Linked DNA regions of Homo sapiens: region 2 is linked to region 1. The links are chromatin loops, found by intact Hi-C in ENCODE. Cell type or tissue: heart right ventricle. All regions are shown on one strand. Links, peaks and the distances in the headings refer to the core of each region. The heading gives the core; the rest is flanking DNA.

The links. Hi-C counts contacts between places; a loop is a spot of excess contacts. Peaks named below come from ENCODE experiments on the same cell type or tissue, not always from the same donor. Only the 100,000 strongest peaks of a DNase experiment are listed, where the experiment ranks them.
Region 2: it touches region 1 in a loop (1.9-fold over the local background); 20 of 110 quality-filtered maps call a loop at or near these places.

What each region holds. Positions count from the first base shown.
Region 1 is chr1:151,751,036-151,760,209 of GRCh38, forward strand. It overlaps MRPL9 (mitochondrial ribosomal protein L9), which reads right to left. Exons shown (of 7, transcript NM_031420.4): 7 at 8,612-9,146. The coding sequence ends at 9,015. It also overlaps the pseudogene RPS11P3. Among named protein-coding and RNA genes, the nearest start is that of MRPL9, 7.9 kb to the right of the region's middle. In heart right ventricle, for the core only: no CTCF peak of the experiment used is centred there; no DNase peak of the experiment used is centred there.
Region 2 is chr1:151,803,072-151,811,718 of GRCh38, forward strand. LINGO4 (leucine rich repeat and Ig domain containing 4) reads right to left here and starts at 2,348. Exons shown (of 2, transcript NM_001004432.4): 1 at 2,159-2,348. RORC (RAR related orphan receptor C) reads right to left here. Exons shown (of 11, transcript NM_005060.4): 10 at 8,254-8,363; 11 at 3,000-4,562. The coding sequence ends at 4,401. RefSeq lists an enhancer at 5,775-6,275. In heart right ventricle, for the core only: no CTCF peak of the experiment used is centred there; no DNase peak of the experiment used is centred there.

The DNA.
Region 1 (9,174 bases), core at 1,712-6,711:
TTTTGATATATGCATACATTGTGGAATGGCTAAACCTAGCTAATTAACGTATGTATTACCTCTTGTACTTATCATTTTTTGTGTGTGGTAAGAGCACATAAAATCTATTTTCTCTTTTTTTTTTTTAGAGATGGAGTTTTGCTCTTGTTGCCCAGGCTGGAGTGCAATGGCACGATCTCAGCTCACCGCAACCTCTGCCTCCCAGGTTCAAGTGATTCTCCTGCCTCAGCCTCCCCAGTAGCTGGGATTACAGGCACGCACCACCACGCCCGGCTAATTTTTGTATTTTTAGTAGAGACGGGGTTTCACCATGTTGGCCAGGCTGGTCTCAAACTCCTGACTTCAAGTGATCCACCTGCCTCGGCCTCCCAAAGTGCTGGGATTACAGGCATGAGCCACTGCACCTGGCCCGTTGCCCATTTTTAAAATCAGGTCGTTTGCTTTCTTGCTATTGAGTTGTTAGAGTTCCTTATATATTTTGGATATTAACCCCTTGTCAGATGTATGGTTTGTAGATATTTTCTCCCACTGGGTAGGTTGTCTCTTTACTCTGTTGATTTTTTGCTTTGCTGTGCAGAGGCTTTTTATTTTGATGCAATTCTGTTTGTCTACTTTTGATTTTGTTGCCTGTGCTCTTGGGCTCATATCTAAAAAACCATTTTTCAGACCAATGTCATGGAGCTTTCCCCCTGTGTTTTCTTCTGGTAGTTTTACTGTTTCCGGTCTTATATATACGTCTTTTCCCCATTTTGAGTTGATATTTATATATGGTATGAAATAAGGGTCTACTTTCATTTCCTTTATTTAATTCTTAAGAACATGCAGGCCAGGTGCGGTGGCTCACACCTGTAATCCCAGCACTTTGGGAGGCTGAGGTGGGAGGATCATCTGAGGTCAGGAGTTAGAGACCAGCCTGGACAATATGGTGAAACCCCATCTCTACTAAAAAAAATTAGCTGGGCATGGTGGCGGGTGCCTGTAATCCCAGCCACTGGGGAGACTAAGGCAGGAGAATCACTTGAACCGGGGAGGTGGAGGTTGCAGTGAGCTGAGATCACGCCATTGCACTCCAGCCTGGGCAACAAGAGCGAAACTCCATCTCCAAAAAAAAAAACAACACCACATATTTATATCTCTTTTAATGTCCTGTCTACTAATCCCACCATTTCTGACATTTCTGGGACTGTTTCTTTTGGTTCTGGGTAATGTTTTCTTATCTCTTTTTATAATCATTTTTTAAAGAGATGGGGTCTTACTGTGTTGCCCAGGCTAAAGTGCAGTGGCTCTTCTTGGGTGTGATCATACTGTATTACAGCCTCAATCTCCTGGCCTCAAGTGATCCTCCTGCCTCAGCCTCCTGAGTAGCTGGGACTACAGGTACATGCCACCACATCCAGTACAATAATATTAAATTGAATGTCAAACCTTGGGAATTTTATTTTGTTCAGTGATAGGTTTTGTTGCATTTCTCTAATGAGTGTTGGACTTGGTTCTGGCATGCTTGGTATCAGTTCGATCATCAGTGCTTGTTTTCAAGCTTTGCATGGTGGCTCCAGAGTAGCCTTTATTCTAGTGTCCACTACTGAGTCCTTTTAAAGTCTCTATATAATGCCCCATGTATTATAGGATCTATTCATATAGGCTGTGAGGAACACAAACAAAATATTCCCAATCCTGTGTAAGTTCTGAGAATTGTTTGGCCTTTCATTTTCTGTTGTTGTTGTTGTTGATTTTAACCCCCTGCCTTGTGGAATTTTGCCTCATTAATGTACATATCAGTATTCAGCCAAAGTTTTAAGGTCTGGGACCTCTTGGCAGATCTCCAAAGCGCTCGGTGTCATTCCCTCATCTCCAGTGTTTTCCCTTTTTTCCTTTCCTTTCCTTTTTCTTTTTCTTTTTCTTTTCTTTTTTTTTTTTTTTTTGAGATGGAGTTTCGCTCTTGTTGCCCAGGCTGGAGTGCAATGGCTCAATCTCGGGTGACCGCAACCTCTGCCTCCTGGGTTCAAGCAATTCTCCTGCCTCTACCTCCCAAGTAGCTGAGATTACAGGCATGCGCCACCATACCCAGCTAATTTTGTATTTTTAGTAGAGATGGGGTTTCTCCATGTTGGTCAGGCCAGTCTCGAACTCTCTTCCTCAGGTGATCTGCCTGCCTTGGCCTCCCAAAGTGCTGGGATTACAGACGTGAGCCACAATGCCCAGCCTTCCCTCTTAATTTCTAGCCAACACATTCTCCACCAACCCTAATCTCTGTTTTCTCCACTCAATGAGACTGCTGACTCTATTGCGGCTCCCCTCTCTGCAGTGCAGGAAACTGCCTCTAGGCAGTAAGCTGAGGCAATTCTGCACTACTGGCTTTCCATTGTCTATAAATATTTCTTTCATAATTTTATCTGGTTTCATAGTTGTATAGTGGGAAGGCAATTTCTGTAGCTGTACTTCCTTCTTGGGAGAAGTGGAAGTCTTCTTGGGCCAATTTTTCAGCTGGAAACAACTTGTTAAAGAGGCTACGTCTCTAGCAGAAAGGACCCTGAGACACCATGACAAGTATATAAGGTAGTAATTTTCCCAATCCTAACCCACAGGGACTTATGACCTTTTATTTTCATAAGACACAGGAGAGAAAGAGGACTATGCAAACATTTAAAGCACTGTTGGATAGAGTCCATTGACATTGACACCCTAGGATTGGAAGCTCCATTATGGACCTCTGTTAGAGTTGCAGGGTGTGGAGGCTAGGTAATAATTGTATTCCAGCTCCAGCTCTGACTCTCAGTAGGTCTACCAGGTTTACAGACTCACCTAGTAGTTACTTCATGAGTCCTTAATGGACAGTTGGAATAGACATATTTGACAGTTGGCAGAACCACCAGGTTGGTTTTTTGGTTTGTGAGGTAGGAAATATCATAGTGAGGAAGGCCAACATGAAGTGTCTGGAACTGCCTCCACCATTCCAGACCAATATAATAAATAAAAATTACTCCATTAGTGCCCTGCTTGAAGACCTAAAGAATGCAGAGGTGGTGGTGCCCATCATATTGCCATTTAATTCACTAGTCTGGCAACTGCTAAAACCAGACAGATCTTGGAGAATGAGTATGGATTACTGCAATCTCAATCAACAAATAATGCTAATTCTATCTGCTGTTCCAAATGTGATATCTTTGCTGGAAAAGATTAACGCAGCCTACATGGTATGTATTGATCTGGACAATGCACCCTTTTTCATCCTTGTAGAAAGGAAGATCATAAAAGCTTGCTTTCACTGAGATGAGCAATAATATACATTTCCAGTTTTGCCTCTGGACCATGTAAACTCTCCTGCCTCTGTCATAATATAGTCTGAAGGGACCTGGACCATTAGGACATTCCATAGGACATCCCATTACTGCACTGATGACATCATGGTAATTGTACAGGATGAACCTGAAATGATACCTGTATCAGAGGCCTTGGTAGGATAAATCTTCTTCAAATAGTAGGGCAAGAATCCTACAAATATTCAGGATCTTGCCAGATCAGTGAAGTTTTTAAAAGTCCAGTGGTCTGAAGCATACCAGGACATTCCCTCCAAAGATGATAAGGAGAAATTTTGCATCTCGTATTTCTCACCACTAAAAAGCACAATGCCTTGCAAATGTCTTGGGGTCTATTGCTAGCATATTCCATACTTGGAAATGTTGCTTTGACACAAATATCATACGTGACACAAAAGCCTGCCAACTTTGAGTGGGTCCCAGAGCAGGTAAAAGCTCTGTAGCAGGCCAAGACTGTGGTACAAATGGCCCTGCGGCTTGGATCACAAGACACCATATTATATTAGAGGTGTCAGTGGTGAGAAAAGATCATATACTGTTCGTGATAAATCCCAATAGTAAGTCACACACAGCCCCCTATAGTGCTGGAGCAATGCCATGCCATCTGAAACAGAGCATTATATACCTTTCAAAAGATAGCTCCTGGAATGCTACCGAGTACTAGTTGAGACAATGTGCTTACCTATGGGACGTTAAGTCATGATGTATTATAACCTGGGTTCTGTCAAACCCACAAGTCATAAGGCTGGGTGGGTCGACCGGTCATCCTTCATAAAATGAAAGTGGCATATGTAGAATTGGGAACAAGCAGGGCTGGAAGGCAAAAGTGAGCTACATAAGCAGGTGCCCAGATGCCCTGTCACCCACTATTGATGCACTGGTGGTGCTTTCTCAGTTTACATCTGTAGCCACATGGATCGGAGATCCCTCATGACCTGATGACAGAAGAGGAAAAAGGCTGAGCTTGGTTAATGTACTGGTTGTCTCATTAGGTGAAAGTAGGCTGGAAATACACTGTGGCTGCACTATGGCCCCACTTAGATGGCCTGTGTACCTGCCAGAAGTAAGAATATATATAGACTCATGGGCCTGGAAGGCAAACTGGAAGATTAAAAACAAGGAAGTGTGGGGAAAAGGAACATAACATACCCGAGAATGGGTATACAGTGTGATGATTTTTGTATTGCAGGTTAATTCCCATCAGATAACATCCACCACAGAAAAGGTACCAACCAAGCAGATGGAATGACTTAGCCAAATAATGTTAACCAGGCTTTGTTGCTGGCACCCCAATGCTGGCAAAGTGATCAATGAACGGAGGAGCCATGGTGGAGCAAATGCAAGGGTTCAACGTCATGGACTCATCAAGTCTGATCTAACTACTGCATCAGTGAATGTCCAGCTTGCCAGCAACAGAGACCAACACTTAGCCTGATGTCACCATTCCTCAAGGAAACCGTCTAGCCACTTGGTGGTAAGTTGATTACACTGTATCCTTGCTACCTTGGAAGGGGAAGTGTTCTATTTTGAAGGGGCACTGATGTATATTATGGGTACTGGTTTGCCTTTCCTGCCTGCACAGCCTCGGTCAGCAACACCATCCAAAGGTTTACAAAATTTTGATCCATTGGCCTGAAATCTTGTGTAACATTGCATCAAACCAAGAGACCCACTTGATAGCAAGGAGGTACAATGCTGGGCACATGATGGTAGGATTGGCTTTAATCACATACCGTACTATGCAGAAGCTGCTCCCTGATAGAGTGCTTGTTAAAAGCACAGCTAAGGCACCGGATTGGAGATGATAACCTGTAAGGAGAAGGCATCATCCTTCATGATGCAGTACATACCTGAGACCAATAGCCATTGAATAGTGTATCCTTAAGGAAAATATATGGCTCTGGGGAACAAAGGGTGGGTGTAGGAGCAGCCCGCATTATCATCACTCCCAGTGACCCAATTGAAGAAACTGTGCCTTCTATCCCAACTCTGGTCTCTAAGGGTTTAGAAGTCCTGGTTCCCAGAAGGGGAATATTTGCACCAGTGAACACACTGAATCTCACTAAACTTTAAGCTATGGCAGGCACTAGATTACTCCAAATCACTACCAAGAAACAAGGCAAGGAAATGAGTCATTATCAGGAGGTGGGGCTGCTATTACACAGTGGGGACAGGGAAGAATATATCTGGCACCCAGATCATCCACTTGAGTATGTTTCTCCTTGCCCAATTTTGATGATAAATGAACAAGTGCAGTCATAGTCTGAGAAGGGCATGATGGCCAGGTACCTCATCTGGTAACCCACGTGAACCAGAGGTACAACCCCCTCAAGGGGGTTGGGGAAAGATCAACAATAGGTAGTAGAGAAGGGAGGTGAATGCCAGTTGCAAACTCAAGCTACAGCAGCAGAGGCTGTGGCCTGTTCCAGACCTTCCTCTTTTAAGTTTCCCCAGAAAGAGATCCATCAGAATCCTGAAGAAACCATTCCAGAACTAATGAAACAAATCAGTCTGAGCAGTGCAAAGGGTGGACTGCAGTGTTGACTGTGGTGTGCTGCCCATATTTTCCCCTTGAGGACTGAAGCTGCTAAGAATGCTGACAGCTGTCACCTGTGCCTCATCCAGGGACCGCCTTTGGCTGAAGTTAGCCACCTCACTCATGATCATACCCCTTTCCTGGTCAAGTGGGGAGATAAGGTCCAGCCCACTTACCCTACTGGGGCATCCTGCAGAGCCATCCTAGTTTGAGCTCCTGATTGACTGAGGCGTTTGTTAAGACTGCATCAGCTCAATTTCTCCCTCTACCCAATTCTACTGCCTTTACTCCCCAATAGGTGTTGATGCAGATAACTCCTCCCAATAAACTTCCTGCATGTGAATCTCCAACACAGAGTGTTTTTGCCAAGAACTCAACCTATGGCAGGTATTTAAATGCTTTTTAAGGTTAGCTGTGTGAAATGTGTGCTCGTTGCTCAATTTCAGAGAGTTTCGTGATGGTCATGTTGAGAGATGCTGTGTGTGTTTAATTAGCCTACCATTTCAAGGACAATAGGAATGGGGATCATTGAAATGGCAAATTTCAGTGGGCTTGGGGCTCATGCCGAGGCTGCAGGTCCTCCCCAAACCTCAGGAGCGTGTCCAGGATGGCAGAACTCTGTGCTTCAGTTTGGGGGTTAATTCTGGGTGTCCCCAACTCACTAGGGATTAACTGGGGTACAGAAGTGTATGCATCTACTTCAATCTAGATTAGCGCTTCCTAAATACTGGGGTCTCTGCAAGTTAATGGAGGCTCAAACCTTTCAGGAAGTTCTGTTAAATCCAAGACTGAGTGTACCTACCAAAAGCAGTCAACCATCTTTCAAAACAAGAGGGTCCTGCTGGGAGATACTGGCAATGAGAAGTTCCTATAGGACCATAAGATCAGTCTGGGGCTGGGTGCAGTGGCTCATGCCTGTAATCCTAGCACTTTGGAAGGCCGAGGCGGGTGGATCACCTGAGGTCAGGAGTTCAACACCAGCCTGGCCAACATGGTGAGACCCCGTCTCTACTAAAAATACACAAAAAATTAGCCGGGCGTGGTGGTGGGCTCCTGTAATCCCAGCTATTTGGGAGGCTGAGGCAGGAGAATCGCTTGAACCCGGGAGGTAGAGATTACAGTGAGCCAAGATCGTGCCATTGCACTCCAGCCTGGGCAACAAGAGCGAAACTCCATCTCAAAAAAAAAAAAAAAAAAAAAAAAAATCAGTTTGGGCTTCAATATGCCCAAATAGGCTATGAGGGCACCTATATTTACACTGATTGCCCTTTATTGGTAACATCTCCATCTGAGGGTGGATCCTGTCTGGCATGGTGACCAAGATAAAAGATGCAAAAGATCAACATCATCCACCAAGACTATTTCCACTACATGTGTAAGTACAGTTGCTTCAAGAAGCACAAGAACATGTTCATGCACCCATCCCCTTGCATCAGGGATGTCCAGATCAGCAACATCATCATGGTTGGGTAAGCACCAGCATGAGCAAGATGGTACACTTCAACATGCTCATGGTCCCCAATGCCACCAAGAAGCAATTCCAGTTCTGAGTCTGGATGCCTGCCTACTCCCTAATGTGAAATAATGTTATTTTCCCATTCAAAAAAAAAAAAAAAAAAGAAAAGAAAAGGGTGGGGAGGGGAGAAATGCTAAATTTCAGATAGTGCCAGTGCCACACTTGAGTTACAGAGCTCTGTCAAGTATGAAGTTGGCTATAGTTATCAGTGCAACTACTGATGACAGACTTTCTCATTAGCTGAGATGGGATGAAAGTGTTTAACTGACTCAGAGTGGTAGGTGAGCTCAAATAGGAAAGAAACCAATGTCTGGTATGGATAGCAAAGGAGTCAATGATCCCATCTTTACTACCCTAAACTGCATGACCTCACATTGTATTTGAGTGACCTTGGCACAATCCACCTGAAAATGAATGTTTTTTTCTACTAATGAAACTCTGAACTTACAGAAAACTATCTACTTTCAGGCCAGGCATGGTGGCTCATGCCTGCCTGTAATCCCAGCACTTTGGGAGGCCGAGGAGGGTGGATCATGAGGTCAGGAGTTTGAGACCATCCTGGTCAATATGGTGAAACCCCATCTCTACTAAAAATATAAAAAATTAGCCGGGTGCTGTGGCACATGCCTGTAGTCCCAGCTACTCGGGAGGCTGAGGCAGGAGAATCACTTGAACCAGGGAGGCGGAGGTGCAGTGAGCTGAGATTATGCCACTGCACTCCAGCCTGGGTGACAGAGCAAGACTCTGTCTCAAAAAAAAAAAAAAAAAAGAAAAAGAAAAAGGAAAAAACTATCTACTTTCGTTTATCTCCCATCAAGACATCCATTCATCCATTCCAGAGTTACCTTTTGACTAGCTCCCTATCTTAATCTTGGTCTAGAAAATTAAGGTAACTTCTTTTTCAGAATTTCAGGAGCTGGTTCAAGGAAAAAAGTTCCCTTTTTAAGCTTCTTTCATCCCAGCTTTCCAACAATTACCCTTAGGCCTTACTCAGGTCTTAGAGAAGCAGAATCCATTGTGCTTATTCACATTGATGACTACATCAATGTATCTAAGAAGAGTAAGTGTTAAGACCAAACACATCATCAACTTGTTCAGCACAATTTGTTCATACCACAGTAACTGTGGGATGCAGTCTAAGATATTCTCTTCTTTCCTTTTTAGCAGCAAACCTCTGTGACTCAAGGAAATCTCAGTTGGATGTCCTGTCTCATCTACTCAAGACCAGTAAGCAACACTTACTTAAAAAGAACATATTCTCTTTATTTCTGCTTGGGATACAAATGTTCAGTTTGGATGATGAGAATGAGGCAAGTACTGGAGACAATGGCTGGCTCTCCTGTTTGTCCCAATAAACTCCAATGGAGGAAGAAGCTAAACAGGTTTTGGATGGTTTCGGTCTACTGCATCTAGCTTATCAAATCTACAGCCTGGTACTTCTGGAACAGGACTTCCCTGCCCCAGTGATGACAGTTAAAGATGGCAAAAATGAAGAATTCAACATGTATACGCAGTGCAGTCTGATGTCTTCAGATGTTCTCTAAAATTCTGTATTTGGTCAGAGCTGGGAGTGAGATCAGGGTGCTTGCACATTTCTGCTCCACTGCTCCCGATTCTGCTTTGCTGCCTTGGAGGGAGAGTAGATTTAGATCTGGGGGCTGGTGGGGGCCATAGCCTTGGCAGCTTGCTGGGCTAACCAGTACTTATATCTTTTGGTCTTGGGCTTCTCAAAGTTCACGACAGACATAGGCACTCTCACAGTATCAAGCCCATTTACCTGCACACAAAACAATGGGAATTCTCAG
Region 2 (8,647 bases), core at 15-5,014, 50 kb after region 1:
CTGTGAGATCCAGGAGGATCTCAGGTCCCTTCTCCCTGATACCTGCTCTTCCCAAGCTCTGCTCTGTCCCTCTCTGCTCACGCTTATTCTTTCACATTATGTACCCATAGTTTTGCTTAAGGCTCAGGGAGATCATGTCCTTGGCCCAGAGTTCCCTGTCCTGACTGGAGAGGTCCTCACCTTGACTAGCTCACCCAAGGCTGGGAAACATGCAGGCCTCAGCTCCACCCCCATGCTGAGCCCTCTTCCAGCCTGGCCCAGGGCCTGAGCCCTGGACTAACAAGATCCAATCTCCCCAAAATGCCTGTGTGGACAACTGCCAAGCTGTACATTAGCTGTGGCATAGGATGCAGGAGGCACTTGACTGGGAAGCTGGGAATCCCCTGCAAGAGCCCAGGGGCAACTGCTTCTCTACTGCAATTGAAGTTGGGGTGTGTGAGAGACCCAAAGGATGCCCAGGTTTTGAGTTCTGTTGCTTGGTCTTCAGTCTTGGGCTTCCCTCATATCCCTCCTTAATGGTGTTTGGATTCTGGTCCAGTGTGTGGATCTGAGGGAGAGCTCTTGTCCCTTTTGGCCTGAGCTGCCTGAGAAATTCCCAAGAGACAGATTGTGGACCAGGGAGCATAGATAAGTGAGGAGAGACAGCATCTGACCAAGTGCTGTAGGATGGGGAGGAAGGGAGCCGTTGGCTGGCACAGCAGGTATCTGGGCACAGACAGTGTGCAGAGCCTGTAGACTTATAGTCAGTTTCTGGGTACCAGGTTCCGGGAACCCTCAGGAAGATGGTGACTACAATGGCTGAGGTGACAGAGGAGAAGGGGCCCTCTAGGTGATGAGGGCCCCTGACTCATCCTGTTAGATGTCAACAGGGACCCCAAGGCAGAGGAAGTACTGGAATTGGCAAGGGATGGCTACAGAGATAGGAGCAAAAGCCCATGGATGCTCTCTGGGATACAGCGCGTCTGAGTCTCTGCTGAGCGGCAATCCTGATCACCTTTGGGCTTGTGGGCTTCAGGCTCTCTGGGCTCTACAGGGTCAGCTTTCTACTACATGCCCTGTTTTTTCTCATGTGGAACTTAGGAGAGGCAGTTTAAGAGATGGTCATTTCTTCCCCTTTCCTTCCCACTCTCCACCTCCTAGAAGGATCATTCTAGTGGCTATCCTACAGCCACTTGAGAGGATTGTCCTAGTTGGGAAACTAAAGAAAGAGGCCAAAAGAGCAGAGGGATGCAGAAAACTGGTGTGAGGCTTGGGGATGAAAAAGAATAACGTGGGGCAAAGACTGCAGAGCAGACTCTTCTCGCCCCAAACTGACCTAACAGGTCTCTGTGGCATGCCCAGAGCTCTCCCGGGAAAGATGGCCCAGCCTCCCTTGTTCTCCCTAGGCTTGTTCTGGGAAGTCCACCTGACAGCTAGCTCTTCATCACTACTGCTGCAGTTCCTGCCCATCCTCGCTCTGCATTCAGCAAAAGTGCAGTGAAGCATGTAACCCAGCTTTCTTCCTTCCTGCTCCTGTGAGTTTCCCCTGAGTCCGCTGGGCCAGGGGCTGAGGGAGCTGGAGCAACCTATTTTATTTCTAAGGTGGCTAATTTAATCACAAATTTCCCTTGCCAACCTCCATGGCTGCAGGACCGGCTTCCGGCCACTTTGCAGGAAGCGAGATGTCAGAACCACTTTTTTGTCCCTTCAGTGGGGTGGGGACATCACCAAGACATGACCCTTGAAGGCATCACCCCTCAAGGGTAGGGAGCCTTTTTCTTGTCTTTATGTGGCAGTCCAGAGACACTTTTGAACCTGGGTATCCTGTATCCTCTTTAAAGCACACCTGACTGACAAATGGGAACTGTGTGGGGAGAGGGTTCCTGGGGGAAAGATTTCTGGAAGATCCACACCGATTGTGGAGAAAAACCCTTCCAGAGGAAGGGGAAGCACTGGGGAGATGGAAGGGAGGTCTCCTTGGAGCCCTTCCACCCAGGGGTACTTGGGATATTTGAGTTTCCCCCTCAAAGTCCCATGGGGCCAGGATTAATTGTTAGCAGTGTGGGGGCCCAAACCCTCTTGCCTTGAGGGGCCTGTCTGGCCCCTAGTCTGGCCTGTCTCGGAGAATGTTATGGAAAAGGGCGGCTGCATCTTTGGGACAGAGAGTGGGGGCACTTACCGGAGAAGCTGGAAGGTGGCATCAAGTTTGGCACTGCATCTGTCCAGCGCTGGGGGCCCTGTCCCATTCGAGCTGCACCTCAGGCCCCTGCACCTTCCCTGTGTGCCTCAACCCCCGCTGCCTGGCTGCCCGGCTGCTGCCTGCCGCTGCTGCTGCTGCTGTTGCTGCTGCGGCCGCTGCTGCCAAGACTGAGGTGGAGAAAAGAGCCAGAAAGCATTTCTCCTTTTTTTTTTTCCTCTCTCTCTCTCTCTCTTTTTAAACCAGGCAAGAATGAGTCTGCAGCAACCCTGTTGGTGCAAAATAAATAAATAAAGCAACCAGGGAGGGCTGCAGCAAGCACCACTACAGGCTGGCAAGTGACAGGGGAGGGAGCCAGGAGGGAGGCTCTGGTGCCAGGGAGGGGTCATGCAATAGCAAGAACAGCAGGTTCTAGAGGATCTCTCTGACATCCTGATTCCCCCACTGGGGAGCTTGGGCCAGCCACCTTCCAGAGGACTGTCTTTTGGTCTCCCAGATGTGGAGCAATTCTGTGCAACCTCTAAATCTAAACGTTCCCCGTGGGTATCATTTATGGGAAGTTCTCAGTCTAGAGCATCTCCCGTGGGGCTCAGTTTGAGGCTCCTACAGTGGGGGTTCCTGAAGATTCGTTCACAGTCCTCACTGAGGGACTGCTCCACCTGGGGAGAAACTGCAGGGGTCGGGTGAGGGTGGGTTGGATCTGTATAATGCTGATGGATTGCTGAGCTGGAAACCTGAGTCTTGACCCAGGAATGAGACTGGAGAGCAGGCATGCAGGTAATCTAATTTAAGAATCTCCCCCACCCTCTGACACACACACTTCTTGCCTTTAAAATCATTTTATAAAGAATGGCACAAGTTGGGGTTTATGTTTACTCAGATGAACCCGTCCCCTTAGAGGACACAATCCCACCCCCAACCCCCCCAACTCCACGACTGCCCATCATTGCTGTTAATCCCTCAGGGGAGGGTTCACAGCTGTTTATGAAGCCAAGAGAGGTTCTGGGCAAGATCACAGCTGGGGAAACAGGCCCAGGCCCTGCTCCCTGGTGTCCTCCATGCTGGAGTCAGCGGTGCCCAATGACGGGGTGATGTGATCACATCTGCTTCCTTCTCCACAACAAGAGCAGGGCTGGCGGGCAGGCCAGGAAAGTCCTCCAGGATCTGATCTTGCCTTCCGACTGACCAGTGCGAGCGACTTCTGCTTCTCTTGGGTCTTCTAGTGGTAGAAGACAGCTGGAGCTGGGGTGGTATTTGGATCACCCCAGACCCAAGATCAGTGGACTGGAGCACCATGGAAATGTTTGGGAGGGTCCCTCAGGATTGGGACTTTCCCCTGAGGCCTCTAGGCTCCTCCAAGCTGTGGCCTCAAGGATAAGAGAGATTGTGTCAGGTTCATGTGTCTCTGGAACTGCATGATTGCTGTTGAGTCTGTATGTGTTTCACCTGTGTATGGATATGTGTCTCTGATCAGATTTGTGCCAGCCCCTAAAGTCTATCTTTAAAGTGCACATAAGAGGTTTGAGTTTTAACTCTATGTCTGAGATGCTCTTGGCCTTCATTGTACCCTAGTCCCACACCCAAATCCCATAAAACAATTATCTCCAGCCTCTCATCCTCATCCCATCCATTTTTGGTTAGACCCCAGGTAAAGGGTAGGGTGCCCAAATACTTCCTTGCTGAGCTGGGAGGAAGGCAGAGGCAGAAAATGTAAAGCTCCAGATTCATTTTATACAGGTCCTTCTGGGCTCTCACTGCCAGTCTCTGAGCTTGATCCATCTCCCCAAGCCGAAGCCCAAAGGGAAATGCAATGAGGTATTTCAAAGGCTTATTCTTAGCTTCTGAGCTTCTGAATGAATTGCATTCTATTCATCCAGGGAGCCCTGGATGCCCCTGTTTTCTTGAGGATGTCTTGGTCCCCCAGAAGTCCTTAAATCCCAGCCACCCCATGCCTTCCAGAAGCTGGGTGTGAAGGAATATGGGAAATGAGACAGGTCAAAGCTGAGGCTGGAGATGGTGTTCTGCCAGCCCCACCCTCTGGCGATTGTCCCACTGCCAGGCCGGCCTGCTGACAGAAAGCCAGCCGCAGCATCTGCTCACTTCCAAAGAGCTGGTGGGGACCACCCTCCAGGGTTCATGGGAAAGGAAAAGGGTGAGGGTGGAACGGGGTCCAGGGAGGTGGGCCAGCAGGCCATAGGGAGAGGCAAGGAGTCCCTCTTCCAGGTCACTTGGACAGCCCCACAGGTGACTCGGTTTCAGTGCTGAAGAGCTCCTTGTAGAGTGGAGGGAAAGCGGCTTGGACCACGATGGGGTGGAGGTGCTGGAAGATCTGCAGCCTTTCCACATGCTGGCTACACAGGCTCCGAAGCTTCCCCTTGGGTGGCAGCTGGATATGGGTTAATGGGGAAGGGAGGGTCAATACTTCAGCTCTCCTCAGAGCAAAGAAGTCCGCTCATTCTTCCTGGGCTAGGACAAACCCTCCTTGCCTTCCCCTTATGTACTTGGCACTTTGGCACCAGCCAAATCCCACTGGTAGAAGTACGTGTGTGTTCAGGACACTGGAGGGAAGTGAGAGTGGGTGGGGCACAGGTGAATGTTTTCTGGGTGAAGCCCTCAATTTATGTTCCCAATACTTCTAGAATGAACCTTGTCAAAGACTCTAATGTGCACTTCCTGCTTTTATAAGAGTGATTGTCTGTGACTCTTGTTGTATGCTGTCACATGCCTCTGCCTTTGTGCATGTTGTTCCCCTCTTCCCATTACTAATCCTTACCCTCTAGTGTCACCTCTCCTAAGACTATTTCCCTAACTGCCTCCCATCTGGATTAAGGGCCCTTCTTTTGGGCTTTCCTCTGTGTAGCACTTACTACATTGCAGGAAAATGGTCCAATTTGTCTGCCTTCCCACCCTAGATTTCAGCTCCTTGGCTGAGGTCTCTCTTTCCCTGTCTCCTCTGTACCTATCATAATGCTTAGCACATGGCACATGCTTAATAACTCTTTGAACTAAACAGACTTTCTAAGCAGGCACCTAACACTGCAAGTAGCAAACCAATGCTGCCAGCACTCAGCCAAAGGGGAGATGAAAAAGGCACAGAAACCAGTGAGCAGACGGAGGCAGGGAGACCTCACTGGAGCAAGGCTGAAAGAACAATTTATCTCTTGCAGTCTCCTCTACAACCAAGAGGCTTAAAAATGTCTCTTGCCTGCCATTGCCTCCCTCCCCCAGCTTAGTTTCCTTGGAAAGAGGCAGTCAGAGAAAAGCAGGCAGCAGGGTGTGATCCCTTCATATCTCCTAGATTCTCTCTCTTCCTCACCACTGCTTTATTCTGAGCTTTTTTGGGCTATGGCAATAGCTTCCTTCATTCATTCAACAAATATTTGTTGAGAACACATCTGGATCTGAGCTAGGCACTGTGATGGCCTCTAGTGATATATCAGATATATCAGTCAATAAAGTATAATCTGTACCTTGATTAAATTTACATTCTGGTGAGGGGCCCAGAAAATAAATATGTAGTGTATCAGATAATAAGTTCTTTAAAGAAAACTAAAGCTTTTTGTATGGGGTTACTGGTCAGGAAAAACCTCTCCCGAATGAAGAGATGGGGTAAGCCATTTGGAAAACTGGGGGAAGAACCCTCCAGGTGACTACAATAGCAGGTACAAAAGCCCTGCGACTGGGTTTGATGTGTTCGAGGAATAGCAAGGAAGCAAGTGTGGCTGCAATGGGTGTTTGAAGGGGCAGTGGAAGATCAAGTGAGAAAAGAAGGCAGGGATCATGTTATGAGCCACTTGACCATGACGCAGACTCTAGATTTGATTCTCGGCATCACAGGCAGCTACAGGAGGGCTGAGAACAGGAGTCAAGGCCAGGTGTGGTGGTTCACGCCTGTAATCCCAACACTTTGGGAGGCCAAGGTGGGCAGATCACCTGAGGTCAGGAGTTCGAGACCAGCCTGGCCAACATGGTGAAACCCTGTCTCTACTAAAAATACAAAAATTAGCCGGGCGTGTAATCCCTGTAATCCAAGCTACTCAGGAGGCTGAGGCAGGACAATCGCTTGAACCTGGGAGGTGGAGGTTGCAGTGAGCCGAGATCACACCACTGCACTCCAGCCTGGGCGACAGAGCAAGTCTGCCTCAAAACAAACAAACAGAACAAACAAACAACAACAACAAAAACAAGAAAAAAACCACAGGAGTAGGGCATGATGAGATTGCATTTTTAAAAGGGCTACCGTGGGTGCGGAGTAGGTGTGGTTGCTACAGGGCAGATGAGGGTGGAACAGGGGCTCAGTTAGGAGGCCTCTCTTAAAGTCCAAGTGAAAGCTGAGAGCTGGTAGGGGCCAGGGTGGTGGTAATAGTAGGGAAGGTGATGTATTTTGAAAGCAGATCCAACCGGATGTGCTTTCCAATTGCTCTCCCAGATTCCTGTCTCTCCTCCTTCAAATCCATCCTGTAGCAGATTAAAGTTCAAGTTCTTGAGAGCACAGACCGTGTAAGTCATTGCTGTATCCTTAACACCCAGCCCTGTGCCTGGCACATAGCAAAGGCCTGCTTGAATAATTACATAAATGGTTCCTTTATACTGGTTCCAAAGTAAATTGCCTAAATGACAGCTCTGATTGTGTCATTTTTCTAGCCTTTGGAGCTCCCTGTGGCCTAGAAATAAAGCTTTAACGCTTATATGGCATTGAAAGTCCTCTCTGATTTGCCCCTGACCTAATTTTCAGGCTGATCATCTGGTGCTCTTCTGCCCCACCAGTCTATCCCAGCTCCTGATTTTACACTTTAGTGAGGATGTACCATGAGTGATTCTCCACATACACACTATTTTGCCTCCTTATTTTTCTCCTGTTGTTCTTGGTCTTCATTGTACCCTAGTCCCACACCCAAATCCCATAAAACAATTATCCCCAGCCTCTCATACTCATCTCATCCATTTTTTTGGTTAAACCTCAGGAAAAGGATTTTTTTTCATTTTTTTTGTTTTGCTCCTATTGTTCCCTAAGCCTGGAATGCCTGCCCCACCCCCATGAATGCCTGTTAAAATCTTACATCATTCATGGCCTAGTATAAATGTCATCTTCCCTGGGAAGTATTTATGACCCACTCCTTTTACCCCCAAATTATTTTTAATCCCTGTTTTATACTCTCATAACATTTTCCTGGTGTCACTTATTATAGTTATACATAGGGGACACAGGGATAGAAAGAGCGCAAAGAGCACTGGGATTCAATCTTGCATTTAAGTCACTGAAGTCTCCTGATAGCTACAAGGAGATTTTTTTTTTTTTTTTGAGACAGAGTTTGCTCTTGTTGCCCAGGCTGGAGTGCAATGGCACAATCTTGGCTCACTGCAACATCTGCCTCCCGGTTTCAAGCGATTATCCTGCCTCAGCCTCCCAAGTAGCTGGGTCTACAGGCGCCTGCCACCATGCCTGGCTAATTTTTTTTATTTTTAGTAGAGATGGGGTTTCACCATGTTAGTCAGGCTGGTCTCGAACTCCTGACCTCAGGTGATCCACCCGCCTTGGCCTCCCAAAGTGTTGGGATTACAGGCGTGAGCCACTGTGCCCGGCTGCTACACAGGGAGATTTGAACACCTGTCCTATTGACTGGGTTGCCATGAGGATGAGAAAGCATGTCAGCAAAAGCACTCTGTTAATTGCATTATTATTATATCACATACCACATTCTACTCTATGTTAGAGTTAGTGATACACAGATCTCTTCTTCATACCAGATTAAAATCTCTTGGTGGGGGCAGCGACCAAATCTCTGTGTCTTTCCACAGTGCCTTGTACAAGCAGGTGCTGGGTAAGTGCTGGCTATATTAAACTGAATTGTTCCCTGGAGGTCCCTCCCAATCCCAGGCCCTCTAACTTTCCAGTCTTTATGCACGTGGAAGTAGCTGTTCATTCCCTTAGTTCCCACTGCTGATGCAAGCTCTCTAACAGAGAGTGGTACTCCCGCACTCCCTCCTCTGTACCCACAGACCCCGGCCCTCGCAAACTCTGATGTTACAGAGCTAGCGATGGGCCTGGCCTCTTCTACCCCAGGGACTGCTCCTACCTTTGCCAGGATGCTTTGGCGATGAGTCTTGCAGAGATGATGATGAAAGGCCAGCTCCAGATTGTACTGCAGCTGTTCTACTTTCCTTTTCTCTTGGAGCCCTGGCCGATCTGGAGGAGGGGGTGGGACCGTAATGAGAACAAGAAAGAACATGGACATTAACTCCCAACAAAAGGGTGTATCTTTGTGGACATCTGTGCTGGATAGAGGTCTTCTAAGCTGAGCGCGTGCATGTGTGTGCCTTGGTTTGATAATGGTAAGCTCTGGACGTTGGGCTTGGCTAGCTGTCTACAAGGAAAACTGGGAAGAGATGAAAGGTATGAGAATTTCTGATCTCCTGACTCCAAGCTACCTTCTCCCTGGTAACCTGATATTCCACATAGCTCATTCAATG